Regions from separate parts of the Homo sapiens genome. Here regions 2 and 3 are each linked to region 1. Evidence: chromatin contacts called from ENCODE Hi-C or POLR2A ChIA-PET data. All regions are on one chromosome and are shown on one strand. The core of a region is the stretch at or near the end of the contact, and the rest is flanking DNA. Distances in the headings are between cores, read along the strand shown.

What was found. Hi-C counts contacts between places; a loop is a spot of excess contacts on that map. ChIA-PET counts read pairs that join two places held with the same protein, here RNA polymerase II (POLR2A). Pooled maps may share reads with other maps.
Region 2: a loop to region 1 is called in a pooled map, with 4 times the contacts of the local background. The contact joins the enhancer-like site here to the promoter of MAPK13 in region 1. A Hi-C loop is called at or near these places in 1 of 37 single-sample maps with no recorded cell type and 8 of 50 pooled maps. POLR2A ChIA-PET finds 5 or more read pairs at or near these places in 3 of 52 experiments (HepG2, activated T-cell and activated naive CD4-positive, alpha-beta T cell).
Region 3: a pooled map shows a loop between it and region 1 (6-fold over the local background). The contact joins the promoter of STK38 here to the promoter of MAPK13 in region 1. A Hi-C loop is called at or near these places in 9 of 50 pooled maps. POLR2A ChIA-PET finds 5 or more read pairs at or near these places in 6 of 52 experiments (GM12878, H1, Panc1 and 3 more).

The regions. Positions count from the first base shown.
Region 1 is chr6:36,128,596-36,132,188 of GRCh38, forward strand. It overlaps MAPK13 (mitogen-activated protein kinase 13), which reads left to right and starts at 1,918. Exons shown (of 12, transcript NM_002754.5): 1 at 1,918-2,106; 2 at 2,676-2,805. The coding sequence starts at 1,988. RefSeq lists silencers at 1,814-2,063, 2,104-2,173, 2,814-2,923 and enhancers at 2,069-2,672, 2,564-2,683, 3,394-3,593.
Region 2 is chr6:36,421,496-36,424,635 of GRCh38, forward strand. The region is part of intron 3 of PXT1 (peroxisomal testis enriched protein 1); the gene reads right to left. Among named protein-coding and RNA genes, the nearest start is that of PXT1, 20 kb to the right of the region's middle. Within about 2 kb of position 1,861, at least 30 of the 41 ENCODE cell types and tissues checked have a DNase peak (open chromatin) inside an H3K27ac peak, as active enhancers do.
Region 3 is chr6:36,545,511-36,549,084 of GRCh38, forward strand. It overlaps STK38 (serine/threonine kinase 38), which reads right to left and starts at 1,969. Exons shown (of 14, transcript NM_007271.4): 1 at 1,680-1,969. RefSeq lists an enhancer at 1,504-2,027 and a silencer at 1,775-2,114.

The DNA.
Region 1 (3,593 bases), core at 668-3,167:
CAGAAATGAAAAAGACAGATTGCCTGACTGAAATAATGGCAGGTGTTGTTGTGTGATGATGGCACCCCACCCTCATCTCAGAATGATCTTCCAGGCTGTGCCTGAGGCTGCAGGACTGCCCGGGAGGGCTTGGGGCACAGAGTTTGGGGGCTGCAGACTCCCTAGTGTGGGCCCCCGGCTTGCTGTAAGCCCCTAGCAAATTTCTTTCCTTGTTCAATAGACCTTCTTTTTGACAAAGTGAAGCAGGTGGTCCCCGCCCCTTCCACAGCCCCATGCCTGGGCAAGAGAGGGGTTGGACAAGTCAGGCTGGGCATCCAGAGCCCTTGCAGCCATCTCCTCCCCCCACCTGCCCACCTTGCTCCTCAGAGGCCTTTGTGGTTTGAGCAAAGAATCTCCATCAGGCTGCACAGGCCACCAGACAGGTGGCAAGGGCCCCAATTAGTCATTGTCCTCATAGAGCCTTAGGAAGTCCACAGAAACTGTGTTCAAAACTGCACATTTGGGCCAGGTGCGGTGGCTCACTTCTGTAATCCAAACACTTTGGGAGGCTGAGGTGGGCGGACCACCTGAGGTCAGGAGTTGAAGACCAGCCTGGCCAACATGGTGAAACCCCGTCTCTACTAAAAATACAAAAATTAGCTAGGAGTGGTGGTGTGCACCTGTAGTCCCAGCTACTCAGGAGGCTGAGGCAAGAGAATTGCTTGAACCTGGGAGGCGGAGGTTGCAGTGAGCTGAGATGGCGCCACTGCACTCCAGCCTAGGCAATAGAGTGAGACTCCATGTCAAAAACAAACAAAAATCCTGCACATTTGAACCTGCGTGGATATTTGGTATTATAGAATTAGTGCTATTAATTTTAGGTTTAAGAATGTATTGTGGGCCAGGCGCGGTGGCTCACGCCTGTAATCCCAACACTTTCGGAGGCCGAGGCGGGTGGTTCACGAGGTCAGGAGTTCAAGACCAGCCTGGCCAAGATGGTGAAACCCCATCTCTATTAAAAATACAAAAATTAGCCGGGTTTGGTGGCAGGCACCTACAATCCTAGCTAATCGGGAGGCGGAGGCAGAGAATTGCTTGAACCCGGGAGGCGGAGGTTGCAGTGAGCCGAGATGGCAACTGCACTCCGACAGAGTCTCAAAAAATATATATATATAGTATTGTGGATACGTACTTTTAAAAATCCTTACGTTTTAGAGATACAAAAATATTTATGAATAAAATGATATGACGCCTGGGTTTTGCTTCAAAACGATGGTGGGAGAGGAATGTGGATGAAATAAAATTGATTATGAGTTGTGGTTGCTGGGGAATTGGGGTCACGGGGGTTCATTAGAACCTCCTATCAGATGTGGTTCAGAAGCCTCAGACCTGGGAGCTGGCTAGAAATGCAGAATCTCGGCTCCACCCCAAACCTACTGAGTCAGGATCTGTATTTTAATCAAATAAAATGCCCAGGGGATTCCTGAGCACACTGAAGTGTGAGAAGCGCTGGCTTACTCTGTTCAATTCTTTCCTGCATGTTTGACATTTTCCATAATGAAGAGGTTGTGGGGTTTTGTTCTGCTTTCCTGTGTGTTCACAGTCACAGGGAGCTCTTCCTACGGAGACCGGGGCTGGAGGGAACTGGGAAGCACTGCCTCCCCGCTCCTGCTTGGACCCACCAGCCCCGCCGCTGGCCCGCGCTCGGCTGGGAGGCACCGGGGTCCCGCTGGGCAGCCCCGACCCCGTGCCTGGGCCGCACCTGCCGCAGTGGCTCCGTCGGGCCGGGCGGAAGCGCGGGAGCGCAGGGCTGGACAGGCCCGGGCGTGGCGGCCCCGGCGCACCTGGGCGAGCCGGCAGGTGGGAGCGTAGCAGCCCGGGGCCCCCGCCCTCGCGCGGGGGAGGAGCGGGCGGCGCGGGGCGGGCGCAGCGGGGGTCGGGGCGCTGGGAGCCCGTTGGGCCGCGAACGCAGCCGCCACGCTGGGGCCGCCGAGATCGGGTGCCCGGGATGAGCCTCATCCGGAAAAAGGGCTTCTACAAGCAGGACGTCAACAAGACAGCCTGGGAGCTGCCCAAGACCTACGTGTCCCCGACGCACGTCGGCAGCGGGGCCTATGGCTCCGTGTGGTGAGACCCCTGGGCCGCTGGGGGGCGGGGGGCGGGCGCCAGGCTCTCCCCTTTCCGCCCAGCCCGCCCTGGGCTGGCCCCTCGCCAGCGCCACCTTGACCGCGGACCTCAAGGCCCAGCGCCCTCCCCGGGGCCACCCAGCGGCCATCTCCCTTTTCTCACCGAGTGGCTGAGTGAGGTCTCTGGGGGTTGAGTTGGGACTGGGCCTGGTTCTCCAGGACTGTACACTTGCAAGACCCCAGAGTTCATCGGGCAGATCCTCACTGTTACAGACGAGTACACCGAGGCCCCAAGAGGGGGAGGTGGCTCGCCAAGTTGCAGACAGAGTGAGACTCCCGCCCTGCCGTGGATCCCGTCGCAATGAGACGTTGCTGCCCCTGGCGCTGTGCCCCTCTCTCAGCTCCTGCCTGGCTTCCTACTCCCTGCCCTGCGTCCCGCGGCTCCCCCATATTCTAGGTGGTGGGCCTAGTCCCCTCTCAGCCCAGCTGCCCAGTGGGAGGGGTCAGGGCGGTCTGGGAGATACGGCCCAGGAGGAGAGCCTCGCCTGCTGACCGGCCTGTGCCCGACAGCTCGGCCATCGACAAGCGGTCAGGGGAGAAGGTGGCCATCAAGAAGCTGAGCCGACCCTTTCAGTCCGAGATCTTCGCCAAGCGCGCCTACCGGGAGCTGCTGCTGCTGAAGCACATGCAGCATGAGAACGTAGGTGGTGGCTGCCCCGGGGAGGGGGTGGGGGCTGCCCTGGGGAGTCAGGGGCAGGCGCAGGCGGGGCCTCCCGGTATGGAGAGCTCGGGACAGTCTCCTCCCTGCTCCCCTGACGGTGCCTCTCGCCTCACTATTGAAAGGAGGGGGTGCCGAGACCTTCCCTGCCCACTTTCCAGGAAGAGGTCAAAGGGTATTTTTGGCAGAATGCACTTTGTGAGGTACAGACTGTGTTATCCTACAGAGGAAATTGGCACAGGGGAACTTTGTAATTGGTTCCATGTCTGAGAGCTTGTGGCCAGCTGGGACTAGAATCCTAGTTAGCGTTGTGTCCACGTGACCCTGATAACAATAGCAATATACACATATTGAGCACTTCCTATGTTCTAAGAGCTCTGCATACACTAACTTGTCTAGTCCTCATGATATATGAGTACTACTGCCCCCATGTCACAGACAGGAAACTAAAGCACAGCAAGGCTCACAGATTAGATGGTTAGTCAGTAGCAGAGCTGGGGTTTCAATCTCGGCAGCGAGGCTCCCGGTCTGAGCACATGACCATCAGATTGTCTTGTCTGATAGAAGCAGCTGGGAAAACCAGGGGCCCAGCTCAGGGCCTGGCAGCCAGGCTTTGCTGCAGGATACCTAGATTGGAGGGCAGACATTTCAAAGAATGATTTCAAAATGTTATGTACATTTTAAGCCCATCCTTCTCCAGCAAACCCCTCCCCTATGGCCTCCAGCCAGGGTGATCTTGCCCTTGGCTCTGAACCAGCCCTGTGGCAGGC
Region 2 (3,140 bases), core at 611-3,110, 290 kb after region 1:
TGGGAAGGGTTTACGAATAACCACAGAGTTAATTTTGCCACTTTTCTGTAGATTTAAAATTTTCCAAGACAAATATTAGGGGAGAAAAAGTATCTCAGGAAAGTTTTTAAAACTTAAATAGAACTTTTTAATTTCTACAAACTTTTAAAAATATTTTAGAGAGTGTGTTTTGCTACATTGCCCAGGCTGATCTCAAACTCCTGGGCTCAAGCAATCCTCCCATCTCAGCCTCTGGAATAGCTGGGATTACAGAGGCAAGCCGCTGCACTAGCTTAGTTTCTACAAACTTTTTAGACTGGTTTTCAAAGCCCTTGGAATGTATTTCAACTGATTGGTCCAACCTCCTTACTCTTCTTTTAGAACCCTATGCTCTAACTAAATTGTATCTTTATCTGACCAAATCTTACCTCAATGATTTTTGAAAATTACTTTCTCTAAGATGCCTTTTTTGAGTCTTCCAAAATCATGTGATCTCTCACTACTTTGTCTACAGCACTTTTAGTTCTATTGAGATATATCATATCCTACGATTTGTTACAGTCATTGTATATTTTTCTTATACAAAACAACAGAGATAATGCATATTAGACTGTATATTAATATGTATTGTATATTAAATGTATATTGATATGTATATTAGATATGTATACTTACCTATTGAATAACACTGTCTTTAACAATCATTGTAGGTTACAACCAGGCACTCCCTAAGAACTTGGAATTAAGAGAACAAATGTCTCCTGAGAACTAAGGGGCAAGATTAATGTATGTATAGTGGAAATGGGTGAGATGGGCAGTAATTGGAAGGGGAGAGGCTCCCAGTTCTCCCTTGCACAAGCTGCTCCCTCTGTCTGCAACCTCCATCCCCCTTAACCCCTTCAGGTCTCATGTCAGGGGTTGCATCTTGAGGGAAGCCTTCTCTGATCTCCCTGCTAGGTCAAATCCCCCATTATGACATCTAGACCTCTCCTTAGCACTTATCACATTATATTTAACATTGATATGTGCAATTAACTACTGTCTGCTTCCTTTACCAGACCATACGCTCCATGACTGAAGGAACTGGTACTGTTTTTATTTATCACTGTCATCTCAGTACCTAGCACAGTGCCTGGAATATAGTAGGTTCTAGAATTTCTGGAATGAATGAACGAATTAAAAAAGAAAATGTATATCTAGAGGAGGAAGGGTTGGTGAGCCATCGAGGCAAAAAATTAAAAAAAGCAAAAGCAAAGCTTCCAAGCACTCTTAAAGAGAAAAATAAGCTAAACTGTACTCTCTATTGAATTCTACAATTATATTTCCCATTTATACTACTTACACACACATGCACACGCATTTATTTATTTAGCCCTTTCCCATCAGTAATTATTACACTTCTGCCCCTTGTCAAATCACTCCATTCCCGCACAGCAATGGTGGGCAGGGCCTCCTTTTGCTTTTACTCATCTTTGTTTCCCCAGGAGTTTCTAATTTCCCTTAAATGATGTGTATCAGGATGGTTGCTCTGGACTTCCCACGACCCTCAACTCTTCTAAGAAAATGTGGCTTTGAATTCCCCATACAAAAATTATGTATTTTCCCCCGAAGAGTTATGTTTGTATGTGTAGAGCGCCCCCAAAGAGATAAATCTTGGCTTCAGCGAGTCACATTCCTGCCTTGTGGTTTCCATTTTCAGTCTGTCTGTGTCACAGCCCCGGACAGAAGCCACTGAGGGGAGAGGTGGACCTCCTCAATCTCCTGCTTCCTCAGTAAGAGTTTTCCTCTGGACAGTACTTAGGCATTTTCTCAGGCTCCCCGCCAGAGAGCGCCGCCAGGTCCTCGGAACCACCTCGCGCACTTTAGCTGGGCGCGCGACCCGCGCAACCAGTGAGAACCCCGCTCCCGCCCTAGGCTTTCTGTGGTGGAAAAAGCGCGCGCGCGGACGAGCAGGTTAGGCGATAGAGGTCACGTGGGCCAGCTGTGGCCAATGGGGAGCGCACATGGCGACGCGGCCGGCGGCGGCGCGCGCGTAGCTCGCCTCGGGCTCCTGGCGGGAGCGGGAGTTAGGGAGGCCGGGTTCCCGAATTACACACACCAGCGTTATTTATTCTATCAGTCTTTGGTTACTCTATCTGGCGTTCTCGACGCCGTAATAACAAGTTCGTGCCCCCTCACACCGCCCCCTCATTCCGCACATCCCTCATTTCTTCAGTGGTATCATAAAGATGAAGGGGAGAAACGCGCTGCTGCCTGAACAGAAAGGCAACCCAGGTGTCCTGGGCCAGAAGTGGGAGGACATGGGAGACAGCACTTTATTGGAAGATCCCTGGTTTCTAATTGTTTGGCAGGCGTTGAAAGCACATTGGTGGCCCACCAGACTACCAGTCACTAATGAGATTTGACATATAACTCGCGTATGGTAAAACGGGAGTTCTAGGCATGAAAACAAGCATGTACGTTAGCTAGTGGGTTGTTAACTCTAAATCAAGGGCAGCAGCGTTAGTAACTTCACCTGCCTCTTCTTTTGAAGTGAAACTGTAATTAGGAAAGCATTTGAGGCAAAAGTAGCAACGCCCACAGAACGCCTCGGAAGACAGCGATCAGCTTCACAAGGAATCTGAGGATCAGGAGGTAGAGTGTGAAAACATACTGGAAAGAGTTTACAATAAAACATAAAATCTTAGAATAGTGGCGACGATTGCACAACGTTGTGAGTATACTAAAACCCTCTGTCCGTACACTTTAAAAGGGTGAACTTTATGTTAAGTGAATTACGTCTCTTAAAAAAAATTACAAGTTCCTAGAAGGTGTTCATAGGTGACACAATCTCAGACTTTGGGGAATAATTGTTGTTGACAACGGAATTAACAAATGAAGATTCAGGCGGAGCGCGGTGGCTCACGCCTGTAATCCCAGCACTTTGGGAGACCGAGGCGGGCAGATCACGAGGTCAGGAGATCAAGACCATCCTGGCTAACACGGTGAAACCCCGTCTCTACTAAAAATACAAAAATGAGCCGGGCGTGGTGGCGGGCGCCTGTAGTCCCAGCTACTCGGGAGGCTGAGGCAGGAGAATGGCGTGAACCTGGGAGGCGGAGCTACAGTGAGCCGAGATCGCGCCACTGCACTCCAGCCTGGGTGACAGTGCGAGACTCCGT
Region 3 (3,574 bases), core at 719-3,218, 420 kb after region 1:
AGACTGCACTCTCCTTCCCTTTGACCTTTCTTTAAACCCTCCTCCACTTCCTCTATTGTAATATAAAAAATTTAGCCTAATTCTAATATCCTTTAATCAAAAGATGTAATTAATATTGCCCTATAGCAATTCATAGATTTACTGGGTCAACCAACTTTTCTTAAGACAGGACTATCCATCAGGCTTTCCACAATTCAAGCCTTCCTGCCCTGACCTAGAAGCCATTGGAGGCCTTTGCCCCATTTGTTTCATTCTTCAACTCTGAAGAATTAGGAAATAATAGGTGGCTGAGGAATTCTTCAAAGTTTTAAAAAATTAACAAAAGGAACTGATCCTCATAAAAGTCAGGTGTAAGGCCTGCAAACTCAAAAGGAAGTCAAATGAAAACCATTATGTGATTCAATCTATATGGTTATGCCTGGCTAACTGACTGACTTTACAATGGTACTCTGTGATCACTATAAACAACCCTCTCTCAACAATATGGACTTTATTTCTTTGCGACTGACAATCCATTATCTTTCATTTGGACGATTCAACATTGGAGCTAAGATTATTGCTTAAGTCGCATGTCTAATCTCTCCCACTGAACTGTAAATCCTACTAAACTGTAATCTCTACCTACACTAGAAAGCAAGCACCATGTCTTATACTTGTTTTAATATTCTTCCCCCATTTCATGCACAGTGCTATGCACTTAGCACCTTAAGAAAGATTAACTAGGAAATATACTCATTTTTGATGTCCATTCCTAGGAGTTTATGTGTGATGGGGGATAGGGCTGGGACATGAAATGGTTTGCTATAGCGTTCTCTCCTCTTAGGAGGAAGCTGGTATCTAACGTTTAGGGTGGGGAGGAGAGCCTGTTATCGAGGTGGTGGTTGTTTTATGTTTAGGGAAACCAAATATATTGCCTGGCTAATTCAGAGGCAGGGTGAGCTCAAAGGGTGGAGACACTCAGGGTCTACTTCACTCCAACCCTCCTCGGTGCATTTCAAACAGAACAAGTTTCTCTCCGAGTCTTTTAGTCGTTTCAGAATGAACTGAGAGATCTGGTCTCTCTGCCGGCCGTTCTGCCCGCTTTCTGACACAGACTTTCCTCTAAGCCCTTACCGACTTTTTCCTCTGGCTGTTGCTTTTCCACTCTCTTCTTAAGAATTTTCCCTGCCTTTTCCTGTGATTTGAAGCTTATCTGAAGCCCAGTATCCTAAGACTAACGGAGAAAGGAGCCGACTCAAAGATACCACACCCCAAGGGGGGCTTTCGACATCTCTGCCTCAGACCACAGTTCACAGACCCCAGAAGAAGGAAAAGGAGATAAAAACCGGTGATGACCGAGATCCCTGAGGGACTGACTGGTGGCAGGGAGCAGACAAAGGTGGCAACATGGAAAGGAAAGCCTGGCTCCCGCTCCAACTGCAAAAGGAGAAAGATAAAGGATGGGGTGGAAAGGCTGGGACTGGAAAAATGTGGAGAGGGCCAACAAGGGGCATCTGGAGACGGGGGAAGAAGGGGGTTAAGGAGAGGGGCGGAGAGAGGCCAAGAGGCTGAGAGGTTAGGGCTTGAAAGAGGGCGCCGGCGAGCAGGAGAAAGCCCAAGAAGGAGTCGGAGGTTGGGGAAGGAGGAGATAAAGGAAAAACCCCGGGATGGAGTGAAGACGGCGGCAGCAAGCAACTCACCAGAGCCCAGGGAGAGGCAGGGCTGGGGACGGCGGAGAGCCGCAGACGCCCCTTCGGCCAGTAGTCTCGACTTGAAGGCTGGCGAAGCCCCGGCGGCGGCAGCCAACGAGCCAAAGACGGGAGGGGACGCGTGAGGGACTCTGAGACAGGGGGCAACAGGCGGTTACGGGTGAGGACAACAGGAAGCGTTCCAACTGCCGGAAAAGACGCGAGCGCTGAGGGGCCAAGGCAGCCCGGTCCCCCGCCGCGGAGACGGGCTGGCGCGGCAGCCCGGGGCCGAGACTACGCATGCGCGACTTCCCGGAGCGGCCGGGATTGCGGAACTGCGCTTGCGTGGCCCCGCCCTGCCCCTCCCTTCACCCCCTGCCTAGGGCTGGCTGGACCTGGGTGAGGCCAGATGTGTGAGTGTGAGGCGGTCTCGAAGTAGGCTGGGCTGAGGGGGAAGTTCCATTGTTTTCTTTTGTTTTACTTTTTACTTCGAAATAATTATGGACTCACAAGAAGTTGCAAAATTAATACATACAGGTTCCCTATACCATCACCCACCCAGCTTACCTCAACATTTTTCTTAAGATACAACATTCTCAAAGCCAGGAAATTGACATTCGCACAATACAATTAACTAAACCAATACAATTAACTAAACCAATACAATTAACTTCATTACAGACCACACTCGGATTTAACCTGTTGGGTATGCAGTCATGTGCGTGTGTGTGAGTGTGTGTGTAGTTCTATGAAATGTTGTCACCTGTATAGTTCCCACCCACCCCCCTACCCCGTGTAGAACAGGTCTGCTGGAGCCCTTGGCCCCCCTCCTCTTCCTTAAAGTAAGGACCTTACCTGGGATAAGGTGAGCTCTCATAGGTTTGGGAGGTTACCCAGCGGGCGACCCAGTGTGGACAGAAGAAGGTGCTTTTCAAGGCCACCCAACTCTTATTCTGTACTACTTTTGGGGGTAAAGAGGTCCCAAGTTTAATAGCCTTTGGGCACTTGTCGTTTCTTGAGAATGGAGCACAAAGCCCTCAACTACAAAGTGTCAAGCTCCTGGAAACTAAGATGAACGAGACATGGTCCCTGACTGCCTGCAAAGGGGCCATCTAGGGAGAGAAGGAAGCATGTGCTGCGAGTTATTCATTCATTTCATCTTCAAAGCCCAGTTTCCTTTTGTCTAGCCTCTTAACAAAAATCACTTCTCGCCAGGCGCGGTGGCTCCTGCCTGTAATTCCAGCACTTTGGGAGGTCCAGGTGGGAGGATAGCTTGAGCCTAGGAGTTTGAGACCAGTCTGGGCAACATAAGGAGAATCCACCTCTAAAAAAATTTTTGTAATTGGCCAGCATGGTGGCAAGTGCCTGTGGTCCCACCTACTGTGGAGGCTGAAGCAGGAGGATTGATTGAGTCCAGGAGTTCAGGGCTGCTATGAGCCATGATCATGACACTGCACCCCAGCCTGGGCAACGGAGGGAGACCCTGTCTCAATCAGTCACTACATACATATCAATCAATCACTTCGCCTTTCATTCTCTCTGCCCAGAGGCCCTTCTCCCCAAATGCCTGTTGTCAAAGTCCTACCCATTCTTAAGCTTTTAATAATAGTCCAAGATGTCTGCATAATGCTTTACAGTTTACAAACAACTTTCACTTATTTAATCTCACTTGGTCCTCACTTTGGCAGTGACACACGAGGTTTTGCAGATGAAGTAATTGATACTTAGAGAAGCTAAGTGACTTGTCTGAATTCCCACGGCTAGTAAGCCAAGTAGCCAAGAGGGGAACCCCATTTTCTGTCTGCAAATCCAATGTTCTTTCTCCTCTTCTCTTTCCTCCTTCCAAAGCCCAGCTCAAACCTTATCTTCCTCCTGGAACTTTCCCAGTTTCAGAAGAGGAATTTCAC